Linked DNA regions of Homo sapiens: region 2 is linked to region 1. The links are chromatin loops, found by intact Hi-C in ENCODE. Cell type or tissue: sigmoid colon. All regions are shown on one strand. Each heading gives the region's core, and the rest is flanking DNA. Links, peaks and the distances in the headings are about the cores only. Region 1 has its middle 25 kb from the start of LINC01498. Region 2 has its middle 10 kb from the start of CMKLR1.

The links. Peaks named below come from ENCODE experiments on the same cell type or tissue, not always from the same donor. Only the 100,000 strongest peaks of a DNase experiment are listed, where the experiment ranks them.
Region 2: it touches region 1 in a loop (5-fold over the local background); 9 of 110 quality-filtered maps call a loop at or near these places.

What each region holds. Positions count from the first base shown.
Region 1 is chr12:108,441,462-108,456,829 of GRCh38, reverse strand. No RefSeq gene overlaps it. Among named protein-coding and RNA genes, the nearest start is that of LINC01498, 25 kb to the left of the region's middle. RefSeq lists enhancers at 13,919-14,676, 14,677-15,368. In sigmoid colon, for the core only: no CTCF peak of the experiment used is centred there; a DNase peak (open chromatin) is centred at 9,799; H3K27ac peaks cover 750 bases.
Region 2 is chr12:108,342,100-108,357,467 of GRCh38, reverse strand. No RefSeq gene overlaps it. Among named protein-coding and RNA genes, the nearest start is that of CMKLR1, 10 kb to the right of the region's middle. RefSeq lists an enhancer at 11,045-11,545. In sigmoid colon, for the core only: no CTCF peak of the experiment used is centred there; a DNase peak (open chromatin) is centred at 7,956.

The sequences.
Region 1 (15,368 bases), core at 7,118-12,117:
TCACTGGGAGTCATCTTAGGAGATTTCACAGGTGTGAGTGGAATGCAGGGATCCCACCCTCCCCCCTACTTTTTTTTTTTTTCAGAGACGATGTCTTGCTCTGTTGCCCAGGCTGGAGTGCAGTGGTGTGATTATCGCTCACTGCAGACTTGAACTGAGGCTGGATGCCACAGCTTAGGAGATTCTGATTTTGCAGGTGTTGAGTGGAATGCAGAGGTCCTGTCCCACCCACACCCCTTGCCCAGCTAATGCCCCCCTAACTTTTTTTTTTTTTTTTTGAGATGGAGTCTCACTCCATTGCCCAGGCTAGAGTGCAATGGCGCGATCTCAGCTCATTGTAACCTCCGCTTCCTGCGTTCAAGCGATCCTCCTGCCTCAGCCTCCCGAGTGGCTGGGATTACAGGTGTGTGCCACCACGCTGGCTAATTTTTGTATTTTTAGTAGAGACAGGGGTTTCACCATGTTGGCTAGGCTGGTCTTGAACTCCCGACCTCAGGTGATCTGTCTGCCTTGGCCTCCCAAAGTGCTGGGATTGGAGGTGTGAACCACAGCCTAATGCCCCTTGTTAACAGGTGCCCAGGGTAATCTGTTGTGGGCACTCCGAGCATATATTTCAGAAGATATCTGTATGTCTATGATTGTTCACATCTCTGATTATTTTTTTTAGGGTAAATGTCCAGAAGTGGATTTTCTAGGTGAAGGGGACACCCTAGCATAATGCTATTGGTATCTTCTATCACTCCGTTCTCTAGAGAGGGGACCTCAGGCTACACTCTGGATATGGAGCCTTGAAATGCCCTTCAACCACACTGAGTTGACTATGGCAATCCTGTTAGCCTGTTTTTAGGATGTGGGTTGGACAGGAAGAGGTGACTAGAATGACAGGGCAGAATATATTTTGCGTTTCTTGCCTGACATCAGCAAAGCACTGAGGTTGGTGGCAGCGGTGAAGTTGTCAACCAGAAAAATGCATTAGCTCAGCACAGATTTACTAACTCAGTCTTCAGTTCCTCTTTAAGAGGGGCTGCAAATGGGCTCCTGAAATTTGCTTGCCCTGGGATGTGGGAGCGAGGGGACAGGAATGCCACTGGTATCTTTGGTTTGTGTATACAGTAGAAGACTTTGAACAATCCCGAAAAAAACTCATTGGTCTATAAATGGACATTTACAGAAAAGACCCTGGGCAGACTTCACTTTGGAGTCACACAGATGGAGAGTTTGGGTCCCAGCTCCTCCTTGTTTGATTAGGAGAACTTGGGTGTTACTTGGTTCTCTGAGCCTCGGTTTCTTAGTCTATATAATGGAGGTAATTATTACAATGTGTGTGTATAACTTTGAGATGAAAAAAGAGTAAAAAACCCAAATAATCACATTGGGGGTCATTTTGAAAATCAAATGATAGCTGGGGATCCTGCAGGGGCATCAGTTGTGTGTGGCCCTTCTGCTGGTATCATCTATCTGATGTATTGAGCTAGCTTTCCCGACCTCTGACTTAATGTGGTGTAGATTAACCCCATTCCTGGCTCCCTGGGTAGGCGATTTTGTTATAGGAAAGGGGTCCCAATAGAGACCCCAAGAGAGGGTTCTTGGATCTCGCGTAAGAAAGAATTCAGAGTGAGTCCATAGATTAAAGTGAAAGCAAGTTTATTAGGAAAGTAAAGGAATAAAAGAATGGCTGCTCCGTAGACAGAGCAGCCCTGAGGGCTGCTGGTTGCCCATTTTTATGGTTGTTTCTTGATGATATGCTAATCAAGGGGTGGATTATTCTTGTCTCCCCTTTTTAGACTATATAGGGTAACTGCCTGTGGTTGCCATGCCATTTGTAAACTGCCATTTGGGGCTTTCACAGTGGGAGTGTAGCAGTGAGGACGACCAGAGGTCACTCTCGTCGCCATCTTGGTTTCAGAGGGTTATAGCTGGCTTCTTTACTGCAACCTGGTTTATCAGCAATGTCTTTAAGACCTGTATCTTGTGCCGACCTCCTATCTCATCCTGTGACTAAGAATGCTTTAACCATCTGGGAATGCAGCTCAGTAGGTCTCAGCCTCATTTTACCCAGGTCCTATTTAAGATGGAGTTGCTCTGGTTCACACGCCCCTGAAGATTTTAGCTTTGGCCAGTCAGAGGACTTATTGCATCCCAAGCCACAACAAGGTTCAGGGAAGGCACATGACTCCTGCCCATCCAATCAGAGTGAATTCCAGGACTTGTGAGAGATATCCTGATAAAGAGGCATTCTTCTTCTGCTGAGGGTCTGAGCTAGTGGGATGTAAGCCAGGAGCTGCTGTCATTTATTTTGTTATGCTGGGGGAAACACGTACCTGAGAGTGAAGCCAACAGAGACAAAAAAGAGAGAAGAACCAAATCTTGATTCTGTCTTTTTAGCACCTGGATCAAGCTGCACCTGAACTTTCAAGTTATACCAGCCAGTAAATCCCCCTTTAGGCTTAAATCAGTTTGATTTGAGTTTCTGAAACTTTCAGTCTTGCATAGTAACAAATGAGGTAAAATTTGGGGCTATGTGAAAGCCCTAAATAGCAGCAAATTATCTGTGTTAAATTTCCATGCATTTGTTACCTTTGCTGGGGATGAGGCAAGGTTATATTTTCCTGGGTCACTCTCTCATCCCCTTGGGAAAAGGAACTACTTGTGTTCATTTTGAAAAGCCAGACATTTGGCCACTCCTAGAGACATAACATAAACTCTGTTTCTCAAAGCATGAGTGTGTCTCTAGAATGGAATATCTTCTCTGCTTACTGCTTACACTCTTCAGAAATTAACGTGTCTCTTTGTAATTCACAGAAAAAATACCCCAACAAAACCCTGAATGAATAGAATTTATAGTTTTGGCTTTTTCTTTCATCCTTTTCTCATCAGATCATTGGCTCTTGCTACTAGCTTATATTACAATTTGATATGATAGTTGATTTAGCACAAAATTTTATGTGACAGGATAATTCATTGCAACACCATTAATTTGTGTTTTGTTTTGTTACAGGAAAAGACTCAGAATGGATGGAAGTTGTTTATAAATTCTCCTCTGCTGCATACTGTTAAGAAGGGGAAAGAGGAGTGCTGGGTAGGTGGACATGCAATGTCTGCTACAAGTGGTACTCAATAAATGTTTCTTTTACTCTTTCCTCTTCTGTCTTGTTAGAACATTGCAAAATACTAGAAGAGCAGTTATCTGCAGGCAGAAGAATTCTCCCAGGGTCCATCAAAACCTACTCCATAGCCAATGACCTAAATATGAAGCCTGTGGATTCACATCAGACAGAGGACTGGTAGATGAGAGCTTTCGGGGCTGCTGCAGGAGTGCATAGGCTCTGACTCCATTACCCATCACAGAATGTTACCATTCAAAGATCAGTGATGTACATCCTAGATAATACTGGCAGCCAGGAGCTGCAGAGCCCAGTTCCAAGAAGGCACTCTGTAATCTCAGGGAACTTGAACCATTCTGTTTGCCCTTCAGCTTGCAGCCCTTGGCTTATGGCTCAAAAGATAGGGAGATGAGTGACTTTGAGGAGTGGGGAAGAGGCACAAACAATGAGTGAGGAGGGAGATCCCTCAACACCAGTGGGGTAGGAGATCGGCAGATGCCTCAATCCACTCTCTCATGGGATCCTGGGGAGGTGGCTGGACCCCCACTGGTGGTCAGGATGGGGAGGTGTGGAATGGCTGGGGTATGCTGAAAGAAGCTGGACCCTGGGTACTGGGCCCCCCAGCCTCCACAAAGATTCCTGTGGCCAAACTTAATGGATTCTGCAGAGTTGGATTATAAACTCACCAGTAAGGTCATGGGGAACTGAAGTCCAGACCTTATCCTTTGTTTCCTGGCCCCAAGTTAAACCTCTCAGATTCTAATGTGACCTTAGGGAGGTCGAAGGACCACCTCAAAACAGGGAGATTGATTTCTTGCCAACTCCATAGGTTGGGGGCTCAGAGTTGATTGGAAAATGAGCATGGCATTTATTACACATTTCCTTTTGCAGGTGATGTTTTATAAGCATAACTATTATTTATTAGATGTTTACTAGTGCCACACACTGTGCTGAGTATGTTAACTTGCAGTATTGACTTTACCCTTCAAAGCAACCCCAAGATATTAGATATTATTTGCTACAAGTAATTTACATTTTGTAGATGAGGAAGCTTGAGTCTTAGAGAGATTAGCTTGCTTGCTGTAGCATATGTTGTTGATGCCCCTTCAAGCCCCACTCCTACACCCTTGGGTTTTACCATTTCCGAGGCCACGGGCAGAACTTCCATCTCCTAGCATTGGCAGCACTTTGCCCAAGGGCTCTCTTTGGCCACCAGATCCCCCATACATAATAGGCCAGAAGTGCAAGGGGGTTAATGCCTCTGGCAGCATCCCTTAAATAATAACATATGGGAGTTGGAGTATTAATACCCCAGTTCCCTTGCTGCTTGGATGAGTTACCATTGAGGCAGTGTTTAACATTGGTTCTCCAGCAGAATTCATCTCCAGTGACAGCTTCCTTGATACACACCCTTTATTTGTTCCTCCTCTTCCCCACTCCCCTGTGGTGCTTCCTGAGGTCACTTTCTAAATCAACTATGTGCACTTGAACCCTTGTCTTAAAGTAAGTTTCTGAAGGATCTTCAACTAAGACACTTGCCCATGGTAAGTTGCAGAGCTGGGATCTAAATCCTGTTCTGCCTATCTCTAATTCCTGTGCACTTAGTCTTTGCGCTAGAAGTTTCTTTTAAGCATGATATACCAGCATTTTGAGTGTCTGCAAGGACTCCATGATGTACAAGTTCTCTGCCACTTGGCAAGCTTGAAAGCAGTGATCTCAGATATGTGTATGTGAAGTGAGTGGGAACTACATAGACCCCTGATCTTATTTACTATGGAAGTGTCAGGGAGAGCAGCTTCCATAAGCCAATGTCAGGGTGGAATTCTTCTGCTCTTTGGTGGGAAAGAGGAGGGAGGAGAGTGCTGTTCTGAGGAGGGGTCTATGTGCTGATGTTGAGTCTAGTTAGCATGCTGCTTGAGTACATCTCCTCCAAGCTGGCCATCTCTCAGCTGGGCGATAAAGTAATTTGACTAGGGCTGTCTTCCAGGCTAGAGCTCCTGGAGATTGCTCCCCATTTATCATGGAGGAAAAATCGGGATCCACAGCTCCTGGCTTGCCAGCATCATCTAGCCTGCACGTCATTGATCTTTGAATGGTGAAGTTCCGTGATGGGTAATGGAGACAGAGCCCGTACGCTCCAGCAGCCACAAAATCTCTTCTCAAACCAGTCCTCTGCCTGATGTGATTCCACAGGCTGTGTGTTTACTCATTGGCAATGGGGTAGGAGTTGATGGACCCTGGGAGGATTCTTCTGCCGACAGATGCCTGCTCTGCTGATTTGTCGTGATGTATCTCAACAGAGAAGGACTGGGAGGAGGGAAGAAAATGTGTTTTGAATACGACTGCAGTGGAAGTTGTATGCTTGCCTACATGCAGGGATCTGTAACCTTTTTTCTGTAAAGGCCCCAGTAGTAAAGATTTTTGACTTTGCAGCCATATGGTCTCTGTTGCAACTATTTAATCCTGTCATTGTACCACAAAAGCAGCTATAGACAAATGTATAGATGAATGACTGTGGCTAAGTTCCAATAAAACTTTATTTACAATAGCAGGCTGGGTTTGGCAGGCCAGCTGACTCTGGCCTACAGCACCCACCCTCTCTTACCCTCTTTCCTTATACGACCTGATTTTCATATCATCCCTCTCTTGTATCCCTTGTGCTCCTGGGAGATTGACTCCATCCTCAGTCATCAGGGGTGGATTGTGATTGGTTTAAGCCAATCAGCATTCCATTTCTCTGCCCCCAGACCCCCTCCTCTGGGCAGAGTGATTGATTCAGAAGTGGACAGGTGACTGAAGTCAACCAATCTGACTGAATGTCAAAACTCTTCCTTGTGAGTAGGGAAAAAGGCAATTCATGTCCATAGATTCCATAGGTTTCAAACATGAGACCTGGAGCTACTGCAGCTATTTTGTTCTCCCAAGGAAAGCCTGTTTGTGGATGAAGTCAGCCACAACGAGAAAGTAAGGATTATGAGAATTAGAAGTGAAGAGTGAGCCCTGAGACTTTCCAATTATAAATTGCTTTTAAAAAAATGCCAATTTGTGGCCAGGCACGGTGGCTCACACCTGTAATCCCAGCACTTTGGGAGGCTGAGGTAGGCGAATCACTTGAGGTCAGGAGTTCGTGACCAGCCTGGCCAACATGGTGAAACCCCGTCTCTACTAAAAATACAAAAATTAGTCAGGCATCATGGCACGTGCCTGTAATCCCAGCTACTCAGGAGGCTGAGGCAGGAGAATCACTGGAACCCCAGAGGTGGAGGTTGCAGTGAGCCGAAATCGTGCCACTGCACTCCAGCCTGGGTGACAGAGCGAGACTCTGTCTCAAAAATAATAATAATAATAAAAATAATTACAAAAATTAGCCGAGTGTGGTGATGTGCACCTGTAGTCCCAGCTACTCAGGAGGCTGAGGCAGGAGAATGGCTTGAACCTGGGAGGCAGAGGTTGCAGTGAGCTGTGATTGTGCCACTGTACTCCAGCCTGGGCGACAGAGAGATGCTTCTCAAAAAATAAAAAAATAAAAATAGGCCAGGCATGGTGGCTCTCGCCTGTAATTCCAGCACTTTGAGAGGCCGAGGTGGGCGGATCACAAGGTCAGGAGTTCGAGACCTGCCTGGCCAACATGGTGAAACCCCATCTCTACTAAAAATACACACACACAAAATTAGCTGGCATGGTGGCGGGTGCCTGTAATCCCAGCTACTAGGGAGGCTGAGGCAGGAGAATTGGTTGAATCTGGGAGATGGAGGTTGCAGTGAGCCGAGATCGCGCCACTGCACTCCAGTCTGGGTGACAGTGCGAGACTCCTTCACACACACACAAAATAAAGTAAAATAAAAATAAATGCCATTTTGAGATGAACTTTAAGTACTTAAGAATCTTAATAGGCTTTTTTTTTTTGTAGCTAGACATTATGCTTCACAGATATCATCTAATTTAATAGTCATAACAACTCTATGTACAAGGCTTTCTAATCTCTATTTAGCAGATGCTGAGACTAGGACATAAAAAGATTAAGTGGCATGGTTTGAAGTCACACAGTGGAGATGGTAATGAGTGACCACCTGGAACCCCTCCTGCATTCTCATATTTCAGCATTACTTCCTGCCCCTGGCCACAGTGATTGACGGCTCTTGGAAGAGGCATATGATGCGAGCTGAGCCCATCAGAATCCTTCTCTGGGATTTTTCTTTCTGGAGCTGGAGGAAAAGAGTTCTTTTTCTCTGTTTGTGCATCCCCCTTTCTAGAAATCTTTTTTTCCACCCAAATCTGCAAGATTGTAGAGGGAGCAGCCATTGTTATAGTATAACCCTGCCTCTGGTCACAGTTGATTGTTTTAAAGGAAAACACTTGACCCAAGAAAGACTAATTAGTCCTGTGTTGTTTTAAAAATATATCTGTCAGAGGCGTTTGAATCACAGCGACTCCATCTTGAGTGAGGGCTGGAAAATGAGACTGGGACCTGCTGGGCTGCGTCCTCAGAAAGTTTGGCATTCTGAGCCTCTAGATGTTTACGGTTAAGGGAACAAATTAATAATGTTTACTAACAGACCCAGACTTGGGAGTGTCCAGATATCCTGATATCTGGAGAACACAGGCATTCCTAATTTTGCTTTAAAGATAATAATATCGATTCTTGCAAAATATAGTCATTAAGAAAATTAATCCTCTATCACAAACCCTTGGAGCACATCTCCCCATATATACAAACATTGTACCTAGGGTGGATGTGTTCCTCCTCTCACTTTCAGGAATGTCCTACTCTGTCTATGGAGTAGCTGTCCTTTCACCACTTTACTTTCTTAATAAACTTGCTTTTACTTTGCGCTGCAGACTCACCCTGAATTCTTTCTTACGCGAGATCCAAGAATTGTCTCTTGGGGTCTGTGCTGGGACTGCTTTCCTGTAACATATTTCTGGCGTCCACAGAAGGGACTATAGTGAGGAAACCACTGACTTTGGGTAAGTGGTGGGGTCCTGTAACATATTCACAAGTTCTTTGATACTCCTTCCTTCAAAAGGTGAAGCTCTCCCTTTCATAAAACATGGGCTGAACTTAGGGACTTGCTTTAAATTAATAGAATGATGGTATGTGATGTCTGAGGCTGATCATAAAAGGATAGTTTCTGCTAGATGTTTTCTGTCTTTTAAAAAAATATTTAAATATTGATTTGTTTATTATTTTCAGTCCAAATCTGTTTCAGCCTATGTTCTGTCTCTCAGATCACTCCCTGCAGGTGAAGCCAACTGCCATGTTGTGCAGAGGCTCCAGCCTCCCGTGGAGAGGCCCACACGGAGAGGATCTGCCATCGCCAGCAGGAGCTTTCCAGCCATGTGAGTGACTTCTTCTGGAAATGGATTCTCCAGCCCCAGTTAACAGCATTCCGATTGTTAACCAAAAAGTGACTGAGGCCATTAGAGGTTTATTTAGCCAAGGTTGAGGATGCACCCTGGACAAACAGAAATCGGAGGAGCATCTGTGATCTCTGCTTTTCTCCAAAGGGGGCTTTGTGTGCACTTTGGTTTTTAAAGGAGAAAGAGCAAGGAGTGGGAGGCAGGAGAGGAAGGGAGGGAGATATGCAGTGAGGTAGATGGTTACATTCTTGTGAAGCCCTGATTAGTCTCAATAAATCCAAATTTTAGGCGGGGCACAGTGGCTCATACCTGTAATCCCAGCACTTTGGGAGGCTGAGGCAGGTGGATCACTTGAGGCTGGGAGTTCCAGACCAGCCTGGCCAACATGGCAAAACCCTGTCTTTACTAAAAATACAAAACTTATCTGGTGTGTAGCTGTAATCCCAGCTACTCAGGATGCTGAGGCAGGAGAATCGCTTGAACCTTGGAGGTGGAGGTTGCAGTGGGCCAAGATTGTGTCATTGCACTACAGCCTGGGCAACAGAACAAGACTCTGTTTCAAAAAAATCAGTCAATCAATCAATCAACATTATACATGTGAAAAGAGGGAGTAGAGGAAAAAGTCAATTATGTATTATCTCCCTCTCAGTAAATCTACATTTTACATAAGATAAACATGAAAAGAGGGAGTAGAGGAAATGAGCTCATGGTTTGGGTTGTGAAATTCCAGCTGTCTGTTTGGGAACAAAAGGAAGACAGTATTGGTGGCTCAATTCCCAAGCTTAACTTTCCCTTTGGCATAGTGAGTTTGGGGTCGCATAATTCTATTTTTTTTTTTCATAAGATGATTTCTGGCATGGGAGACACTGAACCATAACCACCCAGCTAAGCTGCCCCTGGATTCCTGACCTGCAAGACATGAAGTGAGATAACAAATGGTGTTGTTGTAAACCTTACCATTTCTGGGTAATTCATTGTGCAGCAGTAGATAACTGATACCAGACCCTTCACTGAGTCTTTTGGGCTTGAAATGGAGAGAGTCAGGCTAATTTGGGATCTGGGATCTCTTGGCAGACATTATTTCCTATCATAAAGATCAGAATGCCAGAAGAAGCCAGTTTCCAAGCAAGAGAGGGCAAAATGAGAGAGGGAGAGTGGGAGAGAGAAAGAGAGAAGAGAATAGAGAGAGAGAAGACTGGGGTGTGTGTGTTATTTCTACCTTTTTTTGGGTGACAAAACCCAGATTTACCTTTGCAGGGATGACTCTTTTCCCACTCTGTGTTCATTTGGTTCGATAGATCTGGCTGCACGCCCTCGCTTCCTGGGTGATTATGTAATTTACATAGTTTTAGCACCAATATGAAGTAGTTTCTGAAGCTAGCCTCCGGGGTTTTCAGTTATCTGAGCCAGTATTTCCTCCCTACTTTTTTTTTTGCTAAACTTGGTTTGACTTGAGTCTCACAAGTGAAAGCGACTTCATTGAAACAGGAGCAGAGAGAAGCAGCAGATAGAGATTAAGAAATTTCTTGAGAATGTACAAATTCCTGGATCCAGCTGTTCCCAAAACCCAGGCAAATCCTGCCTTCAATAACAACAGCCGGACAGCAGCAACAGCAAACATTTATTGAATACTTATAATGAATTCCACCTTTGGCTAATTTAGTTTCTCCCATTCGCAATCAAGAAAGTCTTGAAGAATACAATATCCATTGCAAAAATATCTGGAAAGGGAGATAATGTGCCAAGGGAAGCAAAATAAATCAAGGTTTACAAAAAGACAAAAGTGAAAGATCACGCAAGACCATAACTGTGTCATGTGTAAATTTCACCTAGGCCTTCTCTGTATTTAGGGCACCCTGTGACAGGGACCTCAGCCCCATAGGGAGATCTCAATGGATTAGATGCTAAGCTGATGCAGGCTTGGGGAGTTGCCAGAGAAACCTAAGCAAGGCATACATCTAAAAGCTTTCTGAATAGTTAAAATTAGGTCCTAAATCTATCTTCTTATTAAGAATGACAGGGATGGGCCGGGTGTGGTGGCTCACACCTATAATCCCAGCACTTTGGGAGGCTGAGGCAGGCGGATCACTTGAGATCAGGAGTTCAAGACCAGCCTGGTCAACATAGAGAAACCCCATCTCTACTAAAAATACAAAAAATTAGCGGGGCGTGGTGGCACATGCCTGTAATCCCAGTTACTTGGGAGGCTGAGGCAGGAGAATCACTTGAATCTGGGAGGCAGAGGTTACACGGAGCCAAGTTTGTGCTATTGCACTCCAGCCTGGGCGACAGAGTGAGACTCCACCTCAAAAAAAAAAAAAAAAAAAAAAAAGAATGTTAGGGATGGAAGATGGTGTTGGAAGGGGGATGTTTTTAAATTGAGAAACCATATTCCTTATGTATTCTTTTTTTTTTCTCTTAGGTTTTTTCCTTTTTTGCATAGAATACGAAGTTCAAGTTCTGTTGTTGTTGTCTTTGTTGTTGTTTTGAGACGGAATTTCACTCTTGTTGCCCAGGTTGGAGTGCAATGGTGTGATCTTGGCTCACTGCAACCTCTGCCTCCCAGGTTCAAGTGATTCTCCTGCTTCAGCCTCCCAAGTAACTGGGATTACAGGCATGCACCACCACGCCCAGCTAATTTTTTGTAATTTTTTTTTTTTTTTTTTTTTTTTTTTTTAGTAGAGATGGTGTTTCTCCATGTTGATCAGGCTGATCTTGAACTCCTGGCCTCAGGTGATTTGCCTGCCTCGGCCTCCCAAAGTGGCGGGATTACAGGCGTGAGCCACTGTGCTTGGCCTACGAAGTTCAAGTTCTACTTCCTCTCTCTCCAGAGGTGCTCACTTTTTAACAGGTTGGAGTGTATTCTTGAAGGTTTTTTTTTATGCATTTGCACACATATACATCTGCCTGTATGTAGTTTTGCATTTCCTTTCTTTTTTTATTTTTAACATAACAAGGGTGTTTATTTTGGGTATAAACTATCTTTCATTGAACTGTGAGATGTTTCTAAAGATCTAAGAGAAGTGTACACACCCAGAGTAGTTTATAAGCAGAATAGCTCATAACCCTGGTATGGAAAAGACCATTTCTTGAACTCACAGAACAATGTCTTTAAAATTTCATTCCTAAAAAAGTACAAGCTGTTCTGGATAAGAAAGTGTGAGACCTTGTGATAACCATTGTTTCTTCAGGATATTTTCCATTTTATGTATCCAGTGTCATTTCTAAATACTTAATAGACCGTCATTGAAATACAGTATATTCAGAACAGAAGGTATATACATTTACTATAAATACTTATCTTGCATATACTGTGCACATATGTGGTTTTCAATAGCTTCAGGTATGCTGGAAATTTTTGACTGGCCCCTTTGGTGAACACCAGGCTATGGGCTGCATATGTGGTAATGTCAGACCTCTGAGCCCAAGCTAAGCCATCATATCCCCTGTGACCTGCATGTATACATCCAGATGGCCTGGAGCAACTGAAGATGCACAAAAGAAGTGAAAATAGCCTTAACTGATGACATTCCACCATTGTGATTTGTTCCCACTCCACCCTAAGTGATACATGTATTCTCCCCCGCCCTTGAGAAGGTGCTTTGTAATATTCTCCCCGCCCTTGAGAATGTACTTTGTACGTCTACCCCAAACCTATAAGAACTAATGATAATCCCACTATCCTTTGCTGACTCCTTTTTTGGACTCAGCTCGCCTGCACCCAGGTGAAATAGCCTTGTTGCTCACACAAAGCCTGTTTGGTGGACTGTCTCCACATGGACGTGCGTGACAGTAAATCAATTCCAGACACTCTTCTTTTTTTTTTTTTTTTTTTTGAGACGGAGTCTCGCTCTGTCGCCCAGGCTGGAGTGCGGTGGCGTGATCTTGGCTCACTGCAAGCTCTGCCTCCTGTGTTCTCGCCATTCTCCTGCCTCAGCCTTCTGAGTAGCTGGGACTACAGGTGCCCGCCACCACGCCCGGCTAATTTTTTTTGTATTTTTAGTAAAGATGGGGTTTCACCGTGTTAGCCAGGATGGTCTCAATCTCCTGACCTCGTGATCCACCCATCTCGGCCTCCCAAAGTGCTGGGATTACAGGCGTGAGCCACCGCGCCCAGCCCAGACACTTCTTTAGTTCCAGTTCTGGCAGAGATCTTCTCACTGTCAGAGACGTGTCAGCTAGAACAACTCCATCTTAAATAGGACCTGGGTAAAATGAGGCTGAAACCTATTGGGCTGCATTCCCAGATGGCTAGGCATTCTCAGTCACAGGATGAGACAGGCGGTCAGCTCAAGATACAGGTCAGATCTTGCTGATAAAACAGCTTGCAGTAAAGAAGCCGGCCAAAGCCCACCGAAACCAAGATGGCAACGAGAATGACCTCTGGTTGTCCTCACTGCTACACTCCCACCACCACCACGACAGTTTACAAATGCCATGGCAACCTCAGGAAGTTACCCTACATGGTCTAAAAAGGGGAGGCATGAATAATCCATCCCTTGTTTAGCATATCATCAAGAAATAACCATAAAAACTGGCAACCAGCAGCCCTCGGGGCTGCTGTGTTTATGGGTTAGCCATTCTTTTGTTCCTTTACTTTCCTAATAAACTTGCTTTCACTTTAATCTATGGACTTACCTGGAATTCCTTGTTATGCGAGATCCTAGAACCCTCTCTTGGGGTCTGGATCAGGACCTCTTTCCTGTAACATCACCATGGTTGATAATGTATGAGGGAATTATGGCTAATATGTGTTCCTTTTGCTTCTGGGTGCTGCTGTAACATAGATTCCTGGCAAGTAAATAGGGCCTAGTTTAAAGACCATTTCAACTAGGTGGTTAAGGAAATGAACTCATTTTCATCTTTGGTGAGTATTGAGTGACATCAGTATTTCCCATAGTCTTTGCTCTCTGGATAGCTGAGGTATAGGAAACAACTACATTAGAAACACATTTGGAAGCCTGGGCCACTTGAAATTGTTATAATTAAAGTTTCGGTGCTGCAAAAGAATAGCACTCGAATATAAAATTTTCTTTTTAATTCTCAGCAGGGCAAGTTAATTCTATTGCGCCCTTACAGATGGAGCAATGGTGAGTGCACACTTGGACAAGGGAGGAGATATGGTTCTTAACCCTGACTCACGTGGCCCCTGCTGCTGTGTCATTCCCCAATTGGCTAGGGTTAGACCGCACAGGCTAAACTAATTCTGACTGGCTAATTTAAAGAGAGTGACGGGGTGAGTGGTTTGGCGTGAAAAATGGTTATGCAGGGTGGAGAATGAGTTAGGGCGGATCAGGTAGCAGGTAATCAGAATGAGTCAGCGTGGAGCAGGTAATCGGAAAAGGTTGCTTTATGAGGAAGCTAAGTTTAACAGTAGAAGGCAAAGAATTGAATATACTGACATATTGATTCTTTGAAAAGAAATTTAGAACTCATACCTAACAAAATGTATTAAAAATCTAAAGTTCACATTCAGGATTTACGATTCTGATTTTTTTTCCCCAAGACCATTTCCTTTTTAATAATACTTAACGTTGTAAATGGGTCTCGTGCACACAAGGAAATCTTCATTTTTAAAGAGATATTTAATATTTCAACAGAATATTATCCATTCCCTTGTTAATAGGCATTTAATTGTTTCCATCTTTTTTGTGTTTGTTTCAAGCACACCCTTCTCCATATGTATTTGTGCACGTGTATGTCTGTTGGAAAGATGGGTCCTAGAAATAGAGTTGAGAGGGTAGAAGTTTATGCAAGTTTTGAAGTTTGATGGAATCTGCCATTGCCCTTGGAAAAAGCTGTGCCTTGTCATTTTGGTGAGTTTAAGCTCCTGTTACTCTCTGCCTTGTCAAGACTGGGCAATATCCAGTGTCTTGTTTTTGCTAATCTGATTGGTGAAAAGATACCCTTTTGTTGTTTTAATGTGAATGAATTTCCTTTATTTTTTCAACTTTCAAACAACTTCCTTTTTCTTGAATCCACCCACCGTCCCACTTCCTGCCACTGTTAGATTCCACATTTCCTTTCTTTTCCAAGTGAACCCAGCTGCCAGAATTCCTTTCAAGCTATGAGGCCTCAGGGCTGGGCTCTTCAAGGGTGTAATTAGCATAACCGAATCCCTGGCTTTAAGCCACTCACTACTTTCCTTTCAACACTGCATTTAAGGAAATTAGGAAGATGGCTTTGATCACTTTCAGGATGTGGTGGTGTTCTGTGCCTTTCACGTTTGAGATTTCCCTGGAGGACTGGCTGCCAGTGGGTTTGGTAGAGAGAATGGGGTAAGGGTGTTGAGGGCAAGGAAGGGCTTCTTGGGACCCCAGGGACATCTTAAATTGATGGTGATTTGCAATTAAAGCCAAAGAAAGATGTGCAAATCAGGATTAGGGGTTAAGGGTGTATGTGAGTAGGGAAATGGTGGAATAAATAATTAAAATACAAAACGCACATGTGCTAGGGACAGCGCTGAAGACCTGAAATGTATGACCTTTTATAGTCCCCACTACAACCCTGTGAAGTTGGTTCTAGTGTTATCCCCCTTTATAAATGTGAAAACCAAGGTTCAGAGAGTTGAATTGCTTTGATTAAGACCGCACAGCATGTAGGTGGCTGACTAGGACTCCAACTCCTGCTGTCTTGCTCCCTCTTAAGAATTGCAAATACTGCCTCCCACCTCAAGGTAATGTTGGGCTAGCCCTGTATAGCCTAAAGATGTGCCTGGACGTATATTACTTGATTTCACATAAACCACCTGTGAGATAGTTACTGGAAAAACCAAACTCTGTGAAATATGTGAAGAGGTTTATTCTGAGCCAATATGAGTGATCACAGCCCAGGAAACAGTCTCAAGAGGTCCTGAGAAAGTGTGCCCAAGGAGGTTGGGTTGCAGTTTGGTTTTATACATTT
Region 2 (15,368 bases), core at 5,728-10,727, 98 kb after region 1:
AGAGCCTAGTTGGCAGTTAGACACTCAGGCATGGAAGGCTGGGGTTGAAGTTGGGGACCCCACCCTGGACTGGAAACTTGCTAGGAGCAGTTGTCAGGCCTTTGTAGCCCTTCATGGTATTCCAATGTATCTAGCAGGGACCTAGTAAAAATTGCAATGAATGACTGAATGAGTGAATGAATGAATGAATCATCGAGGTTGTTGAGGGTGTTGGGGGAAGGGTTATTCCTTTCCACACAACCTCTATGTAGATGTGGTTTATCCAATTACCATGAGCTACTCAGCCAGCCCTGCAGCATGCAGTGAGGCATAGCTGTATTTCTGAGGCCTATAATTTTCCAGTAATTAGACTTTCAGGCACATATGTCTTGTGGCTCGAATATGATTCTGTTATACCTCTGTTGCTAAAGTAACTGCTACGTAAGCCTTCAAAAATTTGCTTTAATAATGATGGGCTATAGTGGATCTGTGCTATTTAGGTAACTTGCAATCTACCTTCAGGACAATATAATTACATGGCTGGGTTATTTTTAATTTCATGGGACAGCATTCCTCAAGCTTCAGCCATCCCAGTGCCACCGTTTTTATTTTTGCCCTGCTTGTATACCATTTCTATGGTGTCGTGAATTTAATATTGTCCTTTAAATCTACTCATTAAAAATGTCAGTGAATGTACTCATTAAAAATATCAGTAAATGTAGCTCAAAAGGGAAATTTACATGACCACAGTAAATAGAAAACCAATATCAATTTCCTCAAATAGAAAGTGACCATAAAATACCACCCCTACATAAACAATCAAAATAAAACACGGTTATTAATGTTTGGTTGATACTGTTGCCTGCCCAAGGCTTTGAGCTTGAGGCCTGCTCTTTCTTTGTTATAAAGGGAGATTGGCAAATGTTGAAGAAGGTGTTAAAGACCTGGTAGCACCAAATTGAGACTTTCCCTGGTATAATTAGAAGGACAGAAAAAGAATCGAAAAAGCAACTTTCTCATGTTGTGATTCAATATTTATTTAGTGTCTTGTCTATGTTATAGGCTATTGTTTTATAATACAAATTGATTTGTCTGAGCTCATAGCTTGCTCTTATAAAATCAATAGCAAGTTTTATGTTTTGGCGTCAAGTTTATTGCAATTTATTTTGCTTTTCTCCAGTTATTTTTTATAACCAGATCAAAAGGGTGGAGATCAGACGGAGACTTCAAGACCCACCTCATTTTGAAGTCCTTTGTTCAGCCTGGCCTGTGAAGTTAAGAACCACTGACAAATCACAGGTGCCTTTGAAGTGTAACTGATCAGGGTCAGAACCCTGGCCTTACCACGTTCGCTCCCTGATCTGGCACAAAGCACTTCACTTCTTTAAGGCTACATTTTCTATGCTGTAAAATGTGAATGGTAGTATCAGCCACATGGGGTTGATGTAAGGCCTATAAGAAGTTGTTGCATGTGAATCCCCCTCTCACAAGGCAGGTGGTCCTTAATTGGTGGTCATTGTGGATCCTGTGAGCTCTGAGTGAGCAGGGCAGTGTCTGTCTTATTCACTGAATAGCACTAGGGCCTGGCACTTAGTCCACGCTCAATACATATCATCACATTTGAGGAAGTTTGGGGGTACAAAGGGTGGGGAATAGTGTCTGCTCATGCTGCCTTCTTAAGAATGTCTTCTCCAATTAGGTGGGTGGAAAAGAGGCATGTGTCAATTTAGAGACTGCCTTTTGGGGCAGAATGGTTCTTGAGATTCCTGGGGAACAAGGGCTGTGCTGGGCAGTCAATATGAGGGGATCCCTACTCTTTTTTACATGAATGGTGGAAACGAGGACAGCAGATGTAAATCCACAGAATTGTAAACCATCAGAAGGACCCAATTCCCTTGTTTAATAGAGGGGAAATCTGAAGCATGGAGAGAGGAAGTGACTTGACTATGGTCATCAGCTGGTTGGAAGCAAATCAGAGGCTTGAACCCATGTCTTTTAATGTCCAGTCCAGAGCTCTGTCCCCCATGTCATGCCCAGCCCTTATGTGCCTCCTCTAGCTGTTGTCATATAATGACCATTTGCTTTTTCTTTCTTCAGAATATTGCAAAGGCTCTGGCTTTATCTCCTCTCTGGGAATAAATCCACTTTCTCTACCAGCACCTGCAGAAAGCAGGGAATGCTGGAAGCTTCCTTGTGTGCACACACGTCCCGCATAGGGCTCAGTTTTGATGCCTGGGGCATGAGGTCAGGGTGTGTGCATCACAGTGAGGGCTGTGCCAAGTGGTCTCCAGAAGGACATTGCCTGATGTTTCCCTCTGGGACCTCAACTGTTGAACTAAACAATGTTTATTCTTTAATATTATGAAACATGCATTAAGACCATGGGAAAGGAAAAAAGTATCAAGAAGAAGAAGAAAAAACCAACTGTAGTCCCACTACCCAGATAGAGATAACCACTGCTAATATCTTGGCACATTTCCTTCCAGTCATTTTTCTCTGCATACACACACACACACACACACACACACACACACACACACACACACACACACAGACACACACACACACACACACATGAGCTTTATACATGCTTTATTTTTTCTTCTTAGAGCACAAATTTTATTCATGAATTTGGAGAAAAAAATATTTTTTATATTAAAATTAACATGGCCACATTTTGAAATAGAAGGCAGAATGTGCCCGAATTTTGTAAAAGAAATTATGAGGCTTCATTGAAAAATGCATTAGTGTCTTGGGCTTCACCAGAGACCTGCAGAGCTATGCATTCATTCATTTGGTGGGTAGGTAGGATAAGTATTTCTCTCTCTCTTTCTCTCTCTAACTGATACAGTTTGGATGTTTGTCCCGTCCAAATCTCATGTTGAAGTGTGACTTCCAGTGTTGGAGGTGAGACCTAGAGGGAGGTGTTTGGGTCATGGAAGCAGATCCCTCATGAATAGCTTGATGCTGTCCTTGGGGTAAAGAGTGAATTCTCACTATTAGTTCATGCGAGAGCTGGTTGTTTAAAAGAGTGTGGCATCTCTCCCTTCTCTCTCACTTCTTCTCTTGCTGTGTGACATACTAGCTCCCCTTCCTTTCTGCCATGACCAAAAGCTTCCTGAGGCCTTACCAGAAGCTGGGCAGATGCTGTAACTTGCTTCCTGTACAGCCTGCAGAACCACGAGCCAAATAAACCTCTTTTCTTTATATATTACCCAGCCTCAGGTATTCCTTTATAGCAACACAAAATGGACTAACACAATCACCAGGCACCATGTACTTAATATGTACGATGTAAATATACAATGTAATATTATATATTTAACATATATAGTTATATTTTTAACATACATATACTTCTATATAACATATTAAATTATATAACATATTAAATGATAATACATAATAGTTTTATTTATATACAATTCACATGGTATACAATTCATCCATTTAAAGTGTACATTTCAATGGTTTTTAGTATGTTCACACAGTTGTGCAACCACTACCACAATCAACTTTAGAACATTTCTTTTCCTCAAAAAACCCCCAAATGAAACCCTGTGTGTGACTGGGCACGGTGGCTCACACCTGTAATCCCAGCACTTTGAGAGACCAAGGTGGGTGGATCACTTGAGGTCAGGAGTTTGAGATCAGCCTGGCCCACATGGTAAAACTCTAGCTCTACTAAAAATCCATAAAAAATTAACTGGGCATGTTGGTGCATGCCTGTAATCCCAGCTACTCAGGAGGCTGAGACAGGAGAATCACTTGAATCCAGGAGGCAGAGGTTGCCGTGAGCCAAGACAGCACCACTGCACTCCAGCCTGGGTGACAGAGCAAGACCCTGTCTCTAAAGAAGAAGAAGAAAAAAACCTGTATGCATTGCAGCCACTCCCCATTTCTCTCCAATCTCCCTCCCACAGTCCAAGGCAACCACTGATCTACTTTCTGTCTCTATAAACTTGCCTGTTCCTGACATTTCATAGAAATGGAATCATTAAACGTGTGGCCTTTTGTGTCTGGCTTCCTTCATTTAATGTAATATTTTCAAGGTTCATCCGTGTTGTAGCAAGGATCAGTACTTCAGTCCTATTATGTTGGAATAAATTCCATTGTGTGCATATAGCACATTTTGTTTATCCTTTCATTAGTTGATAGACATTTGGGTTGTTTCTACTTTTTGGCTATTATGAATGATGCTGCTATGAACATTGGTGTACAAGGTTTTGTGTGGATATATAGTTTAATTTTCCCCAGGAATGGAATTGCTGGGTCATAAGGTAACTCTTTGGTTTTTCTAAGGAACTACCATACTGTTTTTCAAGGTGGCTGCACAATTTTGCATTCCCTCTAGTAGAGTATGAGGGTTCTGATTTCATCACATTCTCCCCAAACTTTATAAAGTTCCTTGGGGAGCCTGCTTCAACAAACAGGGCACTAAATGGCAATTCTGCAAACGCTTACTGACAAGTAGGCACCCTTCAGCATCAGTCACCACTCATTCTTGTTTGCACCATTAGTTTATCTCTTTTTTTCCCTAGTGACAAAAGATATTCTGACAAGAGTTCATTCAAGTTGCCTAAAATTCTGGATTAGTGAGGTTTGACCATCCAGGAAATCTCCTATCAGGCAGTTTGCTGCTTTCAGCTGTCATCAGTTGATTGATTCATTGATTCAGCAAACATTCTGTGAGCACCTGTCATGTGCCAGCCACAGTGCCAGGAACTAGGTACATGAATATGAATCAGACTTGTGGTTTTATGCTTATAACCACTAGAGGTTCTGGGATCCTTTTGAGAATCTGATGAAAATTTTGGACCTCCTCCCCAGAAAAGCTCATGCCCACACAGACATATGTGCATAATTTTATGTGTTTATGGCCTCCTTGAAGATGATCAATAGATTTATTAGGGAGTCTTCTTGAAGGTCATACGAAGATTTCCAGGTTCAGAATCATTGTTGTATTCCAATAAATGAACAAAAAATATGGTGTCTTATTTGTGTCATTATTATTATAAAACACCTTGAAGTTTGATTCCTAATCAAAGATTTTCTTCCTCCTACTGCAGGATTTGTGGGCTTTGGTATTTGAACATGGGTGCCTAGGCTGTATGCATGGGATATTTGGGGTGCTGCAGCTTCAGCAGGCAGCTCTACAGGCATGCTCCCTGCCCTCATGAAGCCTGCAATCTGGGGATGGACTCCTGTTCACACCTGACCTAGGCTCTCTCAGAAATAGTTGATGGATCTCCTGAGATCATCTGAGCTCTGGCTCTCATCCACGGTGTGCCAGGGCTGGGCACAGTGGCTCATGCCTGTCATCCCAGTGCTTTGGGAGGCTGAAGTGGAAGGATCGCTTAAGACCAGGAGTTTGGGACCAACCTGGGCAACATGGCCAGACTCCGTGTCTAAAAAAATGAATCTGATTTTTTAAAAAAGTAAAATAAATAAATAAATACAAAGAAAGAAAGAAAAGACAAAAACAGCGGGCCAGGAAGAATCAAGGATGAAATGAGCAGGAGAGAGGCATGCAGGCAGTGGGGCCCTTGTGGTGTCAGCATGCCTGGATCACACCAGCCTTGGGAACCTCCAATGAAGACGGGTGTTGCAGGTGACTGAGTCCAGCCTGGTCTTTTAGATGACATCAGGGCCCAATTAAGGGTTTAGGAACAAATACACCTAGACTGGTGGAAACCAAGGGGGGACATCTGTGGGTGTGCAACAAAGCCAACGAGTGTAGCCACAAACATCTTCAACATCTGGAAGGTCTGTGGTGACACTTTGTGGTGTTTTCTACATCACACAACCAAAATCCTATTAAACCAAGGAGAAAGAGGAGATTCTCTCACCTGCGTCCTGAAGGAATGCATCTGAGCAGATATAGGAATCTTTCTGGGGTGAGTGATTTCTGGGGCGAGTGACATCTTTTTGGCGTGTGTGATTCACAGGTTTCTTTTGCTGAATGCTAGGTAACTTCTTGGGGCTCCCATTTCCTTTCTCTCTCCTCAACATCACACAAAAGGAATGTGGAAATGTATGGACCAGGAGGCAGCCAGCTGCTGCAGAGCAGGCACTAAAGGAGCACAAAACAAAACCTTATTTATGAACCCTGGGTGTCTTGGAGTGGGACTGTCCGAGAACAGGTAAGCCTGGGAAAATGGAGGAGGTGTCGATTTCAGCATGGGCCAGCTCCTCAGATGCTTATGTTCCTGTGATTATGGGCTTCTCATCGGTCACAGCCTCCTTTGAAAAGCTCTGGACTCTTTCCCCATACACTATGGTGAACAATTTGAGGAGGGGTTTGAATCATTGCAGGACAATCATGGGTCACTGGTAGTCCCTAGAAAGCAAACCTTACCTTGTGTAGTCCACTGAGGGAACTGAAATGTAGTATGTACTGCAATTATTGCTATTAAAGAAGCTTACAATAATCAAAATCAAGTGTTGGCAAACTTTTTCTTAAAGGACCAGAGAGTAAATATTTGAGGATTTTGTGAACCATGCAGTCTGTTGTTGCAACTTCTCAGCCCATGGTTGCAGTGTGGAAACGGCCACAGACAATGCATAAATGAATGGGCATGGTTGTGGGTTCCAATAAAACTTCCCTTACAAGAACAGGCAGTGGGCCAAATCTGGCTCTTGGGCTATAGTTTTCCTACCCCTGATAATATTATAATACTTTTTAGGAATGAACACTCACCGTGAGCCAGGAGCTGAGCTATGTGTTTATGGTATTATCCCCATTTCACAGAAGATGAATCAGTTTCAGAGAGGTTTCATAACTTGCCCAAGGCCACGCCGCTAGTAACTGATGGAGCAGAGATTCTGATTTCATTGCTTTGTTCCTAAGAAATGGTTACAAAAAGTATTATGAAGGATGGGAGGTTAGAGACATAATGATATTGTTATTAAATTATTACAAGTATCAACTAATAATACATAATGAGAACATTTCTTGAGAGTCTTCTATGTGCTGAGAACTATGCTAAGTGCCTCCTACAGTGCTAATGTCTGAATGTTGTGTGTCCCTCCAAAAATTCATATGTTAAAATCCTTACCCCCAAGGTGAGGGTATTAGGAGGTGAGGACTTTTGGGAGGTGATTGTGTTGTCTTGATTAGGATTAGTGCCCTTACAAGAGACCCCAGAGAGGACCTCCCCTACTCTGACATGAAGTTACAGTGAAAAGATGGCTATGAGGAAGGACCCTCACCAGACTCTGAATCTGCCAGTGTCTTGACCTTGGACTTCCCAGCCTCTAGAACTGTGAGCAATAAATGTTTGTTGTTTGTAAGCAACCCAGTTATGATATTTTGTTACAGAAGCCCAAATGGATGAAGGCATACTGATTAACACAAATCATCCCCACCACAACCTGCTATTACTATTATTACGCCCATCAGGGAACTGAGGCACAGAGAGGTTAAGCCACTTGACTTAGGTCACATAGCTGTCAAGTATGAGGGCAGGATTCAAACCTACACTGTGCCCTCTACCTCCCCCAGTTGCTATTTTGAAGCCCACACACGCTACAATAATATCCCATTTATCATCTGATAGGGCTTGGGCCCTGACTAATAACAACGTAGCCTTACATGAGGACCCTGGGCTCCTAGCTAACAAGCGATACCCCTTTTTTTCCTGGATCATGGGTTGGTCCCAGGAGACGATCCTGTGTAACTGCGGTTTAACCAACTGATCAGGAAATATTTTAATATTTACAGAACTGGTACAACTCTGGTAGCTGTGCCACTATAAGGTGAGGGCTTTCTAAGGAGGCCGGCCTGGGTGGTGGGGTGCGTGGATGAGCAGAGCAGGAGGCCCAGGTGGTGACCAGAATTCCCCGGGCGTCAGGTTCCTAGCTCAGATGCCAGTAGAGGGATCTGAGGCCTGGGACCCCTGAGCAAATAAACTCAGTCCCTGGGCCTCACCCACCCAGGCCCAGGGCCAGCGCCCCCACTTCTCCCATCTCTCTGCAGTGGCAGCAGCCTGAGTCCTGAGTCAGAGGCTCCCACAGGAAAATAAACTTTCTGTACTAAGAGGAGGAGGGGGAAGCTTACTTTTCAAAAATAGGAAAGGCAGCCCCGTTGCTATGACGAATTCCTCGTGTTGCTCCGTGTTTTTGAAAATTTTTTATTTTTTTTTATGACCCACATAAAAAGGTACATACAGCCTCGTTGTAAAAATACATGGAAAAACCTCCATCTTATGCCCGATTCAAGTGAGGATCAAGATATGAGGCAAGGAGAGCTTGTTTTAAAGTCTTTGAAGGCTCTGGGATCTCTGACATTTGGGGACCCCACCCCACATCATGGTGAACCTCAAAATGCGTGTTTCTTATAAAAATATCTGGAAAGGTTTTAAAATAGTTCATACAATCTGGGCTTTTATGAAGAATAAATTATTCATCGTGTTCTCGTGACTTGTGCTCTTCTATTTCCAACGACAGGAGGGCCGTGGAGGTGCAGCTGATTCACTCATGTATTGCAGACGTTGAACCAGACGTTTATTAATTTTGATGTCGCAGTTTCCTTTTGGTGTTCTGGGGCCAACTCGCTTATGATTACAGGTTTCAGATATCTCTGCAGGCCCTTAACAAGCTGGTGGGCTCCAGGTTCTGGGCCCCAAGTGTGGGGCCATGGGGGCAGGGCCAGGGTCAGGAGCACCAAGCAACTCCTGGGGCCTCAGTTTACCCATATGCAAAATGGGAGTGTTTCAGGATAAAATATGTAGAAAGTTGGAGATAGAGAGGGAGAAAGAGGAAGGAGAAAGAGGATATAAGGGTGAAATCGATGGGATAGAATACAAATAATTGGCAAATTGTTTATATTTGGTAAATATAAATAATTTATATTTATAAATATAAACTTACCATATTATTTATATTTACAAAATATATGTAGTTATAAATATATTTTTACAAACTATGTATAGTTATAAATATATTTTTACAAACTATGTATAGTTGTAAATATATTTTTACAAACTATGTATAGTTGTAAATATATTTTTACAAACTATGTATAGTTGTAAATATATTTTTACAAACTATGTATAGTTGTAAATATATTTTTACAAACTATGTATAGTTGTAAATATATTTTTACAAACTATGTATAGTTGTAAATATATTTTTACAAACTATGTATAGTTGTAAATATATTTTTACAAACTATGTATAGTTGTAAATATATTTTTACAAACTATGTATAGTTGTAAATATATTTTTACAAACTATGTATAGTTGTAAATATATTTTTACAAACTATGTATAGTTGTAAATATATTTTTACAAACTATGTATAGTTGTAAATATATTTTTACAAACTATGTATAGTTGTAAATATATTTTTACAAAATATGTATAGTTGTAAATATATTTTTACAAAATATGTATAGTTGTAAATATATATTTTACAAAATATGTATAGTTGTAAATATATATTTTACAAAATATATATTTACAAAATATATATTTTACAAAATATATTTTTACAAACTATGTATAGTTGTAAATATATTTTTACAAAATATGTATAGTTGTAAATATATTTTTACAAAATATGTATAGTTGTAAATATATATTTTACAAAATATGTATAGTTGTAAATATATATTTTACAAAATATATATTTACAAAATATATATTTTACAAAATATATATTTTGTAAATATATATTTACAAAATATATATTTTACAAAATATATATTTACAAAATATATATTTTACAAAATATATATTTACAAAATATATAATTTACAAAATATATATTTTACAAGAAGTTCTTAAGTTTATATTTACCCTCAGTTGCCAATTATTTATATTTTAATAAATGAATATAAATTTAAAATATTTTAATAAATATAAATTTAAAATAGTTTATTAAATAAAATATTTATTTAAAATATTCTACTACATAAAATATTTATTTAAAATACTTTAATAAATAAAATATTATTTTAAATACTTTAATAAATATATTTTAATAAATATAAACTCCCTATAATGGAGTTTCTTGTACTATTCTTGCCACTTTTTTGTAAGTTTGAAATTATGTAAAAATGAAAAGTCTTCCCCACACCCCAGGTGGTGGTGGGAAGAGCGGGTGTCGGATTAATTGGGAGACTTTGAGCTGTGCTCAGATGAAGCCTGGGATGACCCCAGGGGACCCAGCATGTCGAAAGAAGTGGCTCCACTGTCCCTGTCTTCCTTAACTAAGCAGGTCCATTTCTGTACGCCTTGTATTTTGGGGCTCCATATGGATTCTTCTGGGAAAAAGGGGTCCTTTAAAAAGAAAGCCAGAGACTGGTGGCTGTGGAGGTGCCCCAGGACTTGGGTCTAAGGATTTTGATATGGTTTGGCTCTGTGTCCCACTCAAATCTCATGTTGAATTGCAATTCCCAATGTTGGGGGAGAGACCTGGTGGGCGGTGGCAGTCCAGGGGGCAGAGACAGATGCACACATGGTGAAACGAAAAAGCAGTGTGATTTGAGAAAGCATGAATGTGTTGGCCAAGTACAGATATGCTTGGCAGAAGGATGATCAGGTAGATGGGAAGAGAAGAAACAATCCTGGAAGGCTGCCTGGAGGACAGGACATCTGAGCTAGATTTTGAAAGATGACCAGGAGGTTACTTGGTGGCTGGGCACATGGTAGCAAGAGGGTATATCTGGCCAAAGGGGCAGTTCTAACAAAGGTGTGGAGTCTTTAAATTGCATGATAGGTTCAGAGTAGGAGGGGAAGAGGTAGGCCATGCAGCTAGGGGGATGGCCAGGGGTGAGGCCACCAGAAGCCCCTGTGTCTGTGTGTGTGAAATGGGGGCTGGTGGAGTTCTCTGGGAGTTGGGAGATTAGATCAGCTGCTCAAGACTTGCGGTGTGGCTTTGGGCAGTCACTAAACTTCTCTGGGCCTCCATTCCCCATGTCTCTCCCCACTGCATGTCTCTCACCCCCCAGAAATGGAAGCTTTCGCAGAACGAAGCTATGTGCAGTTGGACGTCACCTGAGTGCTGGGGAACAGCCACAGGTCTCATCAGCTCCGAGCTCCTCCCATCCCAGTCTGGGGTCCAGGAAAAATGCTCTAGAGCAACCTTGCCCAGCCCTCCGACCCCTCCCAGGCATCCAGGGTGGTCCCACCACCCCCAGAGTGGAAAACTACCTTTTTCAGAAGGGGCTGGGTAGGTGGGGTCCCCAGGGCTCACCAGAGAGCAGTGGGCCTTGCCCTCCCCCATCAGAGAAAACCCCTCTGCTGGCCTTAGAGGTGGGGCCTCCTGACTCCCATCCTCACTGAGGGCCATTAACCCTTCAGTGCTGTTAACCCTTTCCAGCTTGGACAAAAGTCTGGGGGCCTGGATGCTCATCTAATGGACAGAACAGACTAGGCTGCCAGTTTTTTCCTTCTGTTTCTCTTTCTCAGTTCCAAAACCTCAACTTCACAATTGTCTGTCTTTCCACCTCAGTCTCCAAGTCCTTAAGAAACTCCCTCCTCCTTCCCCCTCCTTCTCTGAGCCTGGTCTATAGGACAGAAGTAACTCTCACAGTTCCTGAAACACACTGCACAGACTTGAATCCTGTTTCCAATAAAATATTTGTCTGGGGGCATAGCACGTGTCTGGTGACAGCTCAATGCTCAACTTTCCTGTCTTGGTAACTGCAGTCCTCTCTGTGGCTAAGAACTAGAACTCAGACTTCAGGAAGGCTCCCCTGTGTCCTTGGCCCAGCTGGCCTGAGTTGGTTGCTGACTTTGGCCGTCCATTTATTCATTCATTTAACATATACATGTATTGAGCAGCTTCTTCGTCCCTGGCCCAATCCCTGTCCCCAGTCCCTGTCCCCCTGGAGCTTTAGGTGTGGAGGGAGGAAATATACTTTGCACACATCATCATGGCATTACGATTGAGGATGGTGCTGTGGTGGAGGTCAGGGTGCCATGAGAGGTTGGGAGAAAGTGACATTTCAGCTGACCTCTGAAGGTCCTGCTCCCCCTAGGTTTCTCTCCAGCTGTGCCATCCCTTTAGTTTTTCTCCATCTTGGAAGATGAGGTTGGCAAGAACCAGGTTATGGGGGATTTTGATAGACCAGAATCAAGACACTGTAATAGGGAGCCATGAAATGTTGTTGAGCAGTGGAGTGACACAAAACAAAATAGAACGTCAGGATGGCCAGTTCTGCGTGTCCCAAGACACAATTGAGGGCCTGCATTTGGGAATGTGGCCTTTTTCCCCCTCATAAAACCCACCTCCTGCACAAGGTATGTGGCCTTTTTAATGCTCAATAGAAGGGGGTGGAAATCCAATATTTACTACATGACAGTTGGGCTAGACAGTTTTCTAAGCATGTTATGTGTATCAACTCTAATTTTCCCACCAACCTTTTGAGGTAGGGACTCTATTAGATTCAGGGAGGTTAGGAAATTGCACAAGCCCACACAGCTAGCAAGTGGAGCAGAGACTCAAACCCAGATCTGCCTGCCCCCAAGCCCAATGTTCTGGTCTTCTTTGAAACAGCTCTTGTATTAGATTTCTACTGCTGCTAGAATAAATCACCACAAACTTAGTGGCTTAAAATAATACAGATTTGTATCCCTACAGTTCTGGAGCTCAGAAGTCCAAAATGAGCCTCATGGGCTAAAATCAAAGTTTTCGTAGGGCTGGTTCCTCTTGGAGGCTGCAGGGGAGAATCTGTTCTTTGCCTCTTCTGGTGTCTGCAGGCTGCCCACACTCCTTGGCTCCTGGTCACATCAGTAAATCTCTGCTTCCTTCATCACCCCACTGCCTTCTCCCTGCCCTGATCTCCTGCCTTACTCTTAATAGGACTCTTAATAGGACACTGGGCTCGCCTGTATGATCCAGGCTAATCTCCCCATCTCAAGATCTGTAATTCAATCACATCTGCAAAATCCTTTCCCTTTTACCACCTAAGGTAACATAGGTAACATATTCTCGGGTTCTGTGGATTGGGATGTGGGTATCTTGGGGGACCATTATTCTGCCTGTCACAGTCTTCCAGCCTATTTTGCCCTCTGCTCTTTTAAAGGCTGCTTGCATCTTCAGGACGTGTTAGTTGCCTGAGAATCTTTTATTTTTATTTTTATTATTATTTTTAAGACAGAGTCTTGCGTGGTGGCCCAGGCTGGAGTGCAGTGGTGCCATCTTGTCTCACTGCAACCTCCACCTCCTGGTTCAAGCAATTCTCCTGCCTCAGCCTCCCAAAAAGCTGGGATTACAGGCATGTGCTGCCATGCTTCGCTATTATCTTTTTTAGCAGAGATAGGGTTTCACGATGTTGGCCAGGCTGGTCTTGAACTCCTGGCCTCAAGCAATTGTCCTGCCTTGGCCTCCCAAAATGCTGGGATTATAGGCGTGAGGCACCATGCCTAGCCTGCCTGAGAATCTTTCCTGGTAATTAAGGGGTTCTTAGAAAGCATCATATCTCATTTAAAATGGGGAGTTTCACTGGGCGCGGTGGCTCACGCCTGTGTCCCAGTACTTTGGGAGGCCAAGGTGGAAGGATCACTTGAGGTCAGGAGTTCGAGACCAGCCTGGCCAACATGGCGAAACCCCATCTCTACTAAAAATACAAAACTTACCAGGTGTGATGGTGCGTGCCTATAATCCCAGCTACTTGGGAGGCTGAGGTGAGAGAATCACTTGAACCCAGGAGGCTGAGCTTGCAGTGAGCCCAGATCTTGCTACTGCACTCCAGCCTGGGCAACAGATTGAGGGAGACTCAGTCTCAAAAGAATTTTTTAAAAAAGTAAATAAATAAATAAAATGAATTCTCCAGCAGGCCAGCTTCCTGAGCATAGGGCATGGCTGTCTTGTTCACCAGCCTGTGCCTGCCACAGAGATGGGGTCCAGTAAGCATCTATTGAGCACTGAATGAACCAGAGAAGGTATATGAGTCCCCCAAGGTCACACAGCCCATCTTTGGCTGAAATAGAGGAGCTCTCATTCCCATGTGGCCTGTCTATGCCTTAAAGAAAGTCCAAAGTAGGCAGAGTTTGGACTTAGAGAGGATCCTTCATGTGGCAGGATGCATCTTTGAAGACCTCCTTTGGTTGGGAGCCTCTCTGCTGAGCCTAGTTTAGCCACTGATGATCAGGGAGGCTGGGGAAACCGTTCAGCTTTAAGTAGAGTGTTAGGAATCTGTGAACACTAAAGATCTGCCGGAAGGAGCTACCCAGTGGCTTGGGAATGAGATATAAGCTCCATTACACTAGGCACAGCCAGTACCAGGAGAGGGAGTGGTAGGGGTGGAACCAGTCCCTGCTGAACCAGTCCACCCTGCGCCAATGGGACAGAGTTTAGTTGGAGGACAGCATGGGATGAGAAAGGCAACCCTCCTCCCACTCCAGGTCCAGGGCAGGCATTGCTCACGGATCACTGAGTTCCTTGCAGCCAGGCCAGGATGTGGCCTCAGATTCCCTTTAACACAGAGCTCCAGGAATCAAGAACCAGTCAACCCGAGCTGGACCTCAAAAGGAAGCTTGACCCTCCATCCTGATTCTATGTGGAGCTGCCAGGGGTGTACACAGAGGTTCCTCTGAGGGTCCTGGAGGAGACTGCTTCTCTCTCAAGTCCCAGTATCCCCAGGTCAGCCCTTAGATTTCAAAATCCTCTTTAAAACAAAAGCATAAAAACCCCCACAAGCAACAACAAACACTTTTTGCTCCAAGAAAGAAAAGCCAAACTGTTCAGCCCTGTTCAAAAGGGATGGCCAAAGGCCCGTGGCTTCAGATTGTCCCACAGCCACCAGGTGGAGAGTCATAAGCCAGGCAGCCCCACGCCTTCCTCACTGGCCCAGTGGGGCTGTGGGTTCCCACCTCCTCTGCCAGCCACCCAGGGACCCAGCTGGCTGGGGGACCAGTGTCCTTGCTCTGCCAGTTGTGGCTCCTAGCTGATGAGACCCGAGCTTAGGTTTGGCTGGGAGGCCAGAGGCAGAGGGAGGCATGCCACAGCCACAGCCACCTCCAGGGAGGAAGAGGCATGTCCAGGAGTCCATCCCCGGGCTGGATTTACCCAGCTCCTCTTCCATAGTACCCGTGTGCTTGATCTTCCTCGAAGGCTGCCTTCTGGCCTCCTTCTCTTCTCTCCCACTCTCCCTCCTCTCCCCCACTCCTTCTTCTCCTCCCCTCTCCTTTATCTCCCTTTCCTCCCCTTCTTCTCTTTCCCCCTTCCTCCTTCTGACCCCCTCCTCCCCTTTCTTCCTCTTCCCTCCTCCTCTCCTCTTCCCTCTTTTTCCTCTTTTCATCTCCCTCCTCCCTTTCCCTCCTCCTCCTTACCCCCTCCCCCTCTTCTCCTCCTCCCTCTCCCCTCTCCTCCCCTTGACCCCTCCTCTTCCCTCCTCCTCCTCTCTTCCTCCTTCCTCCTCCTCTTTTCATCTCCTTCC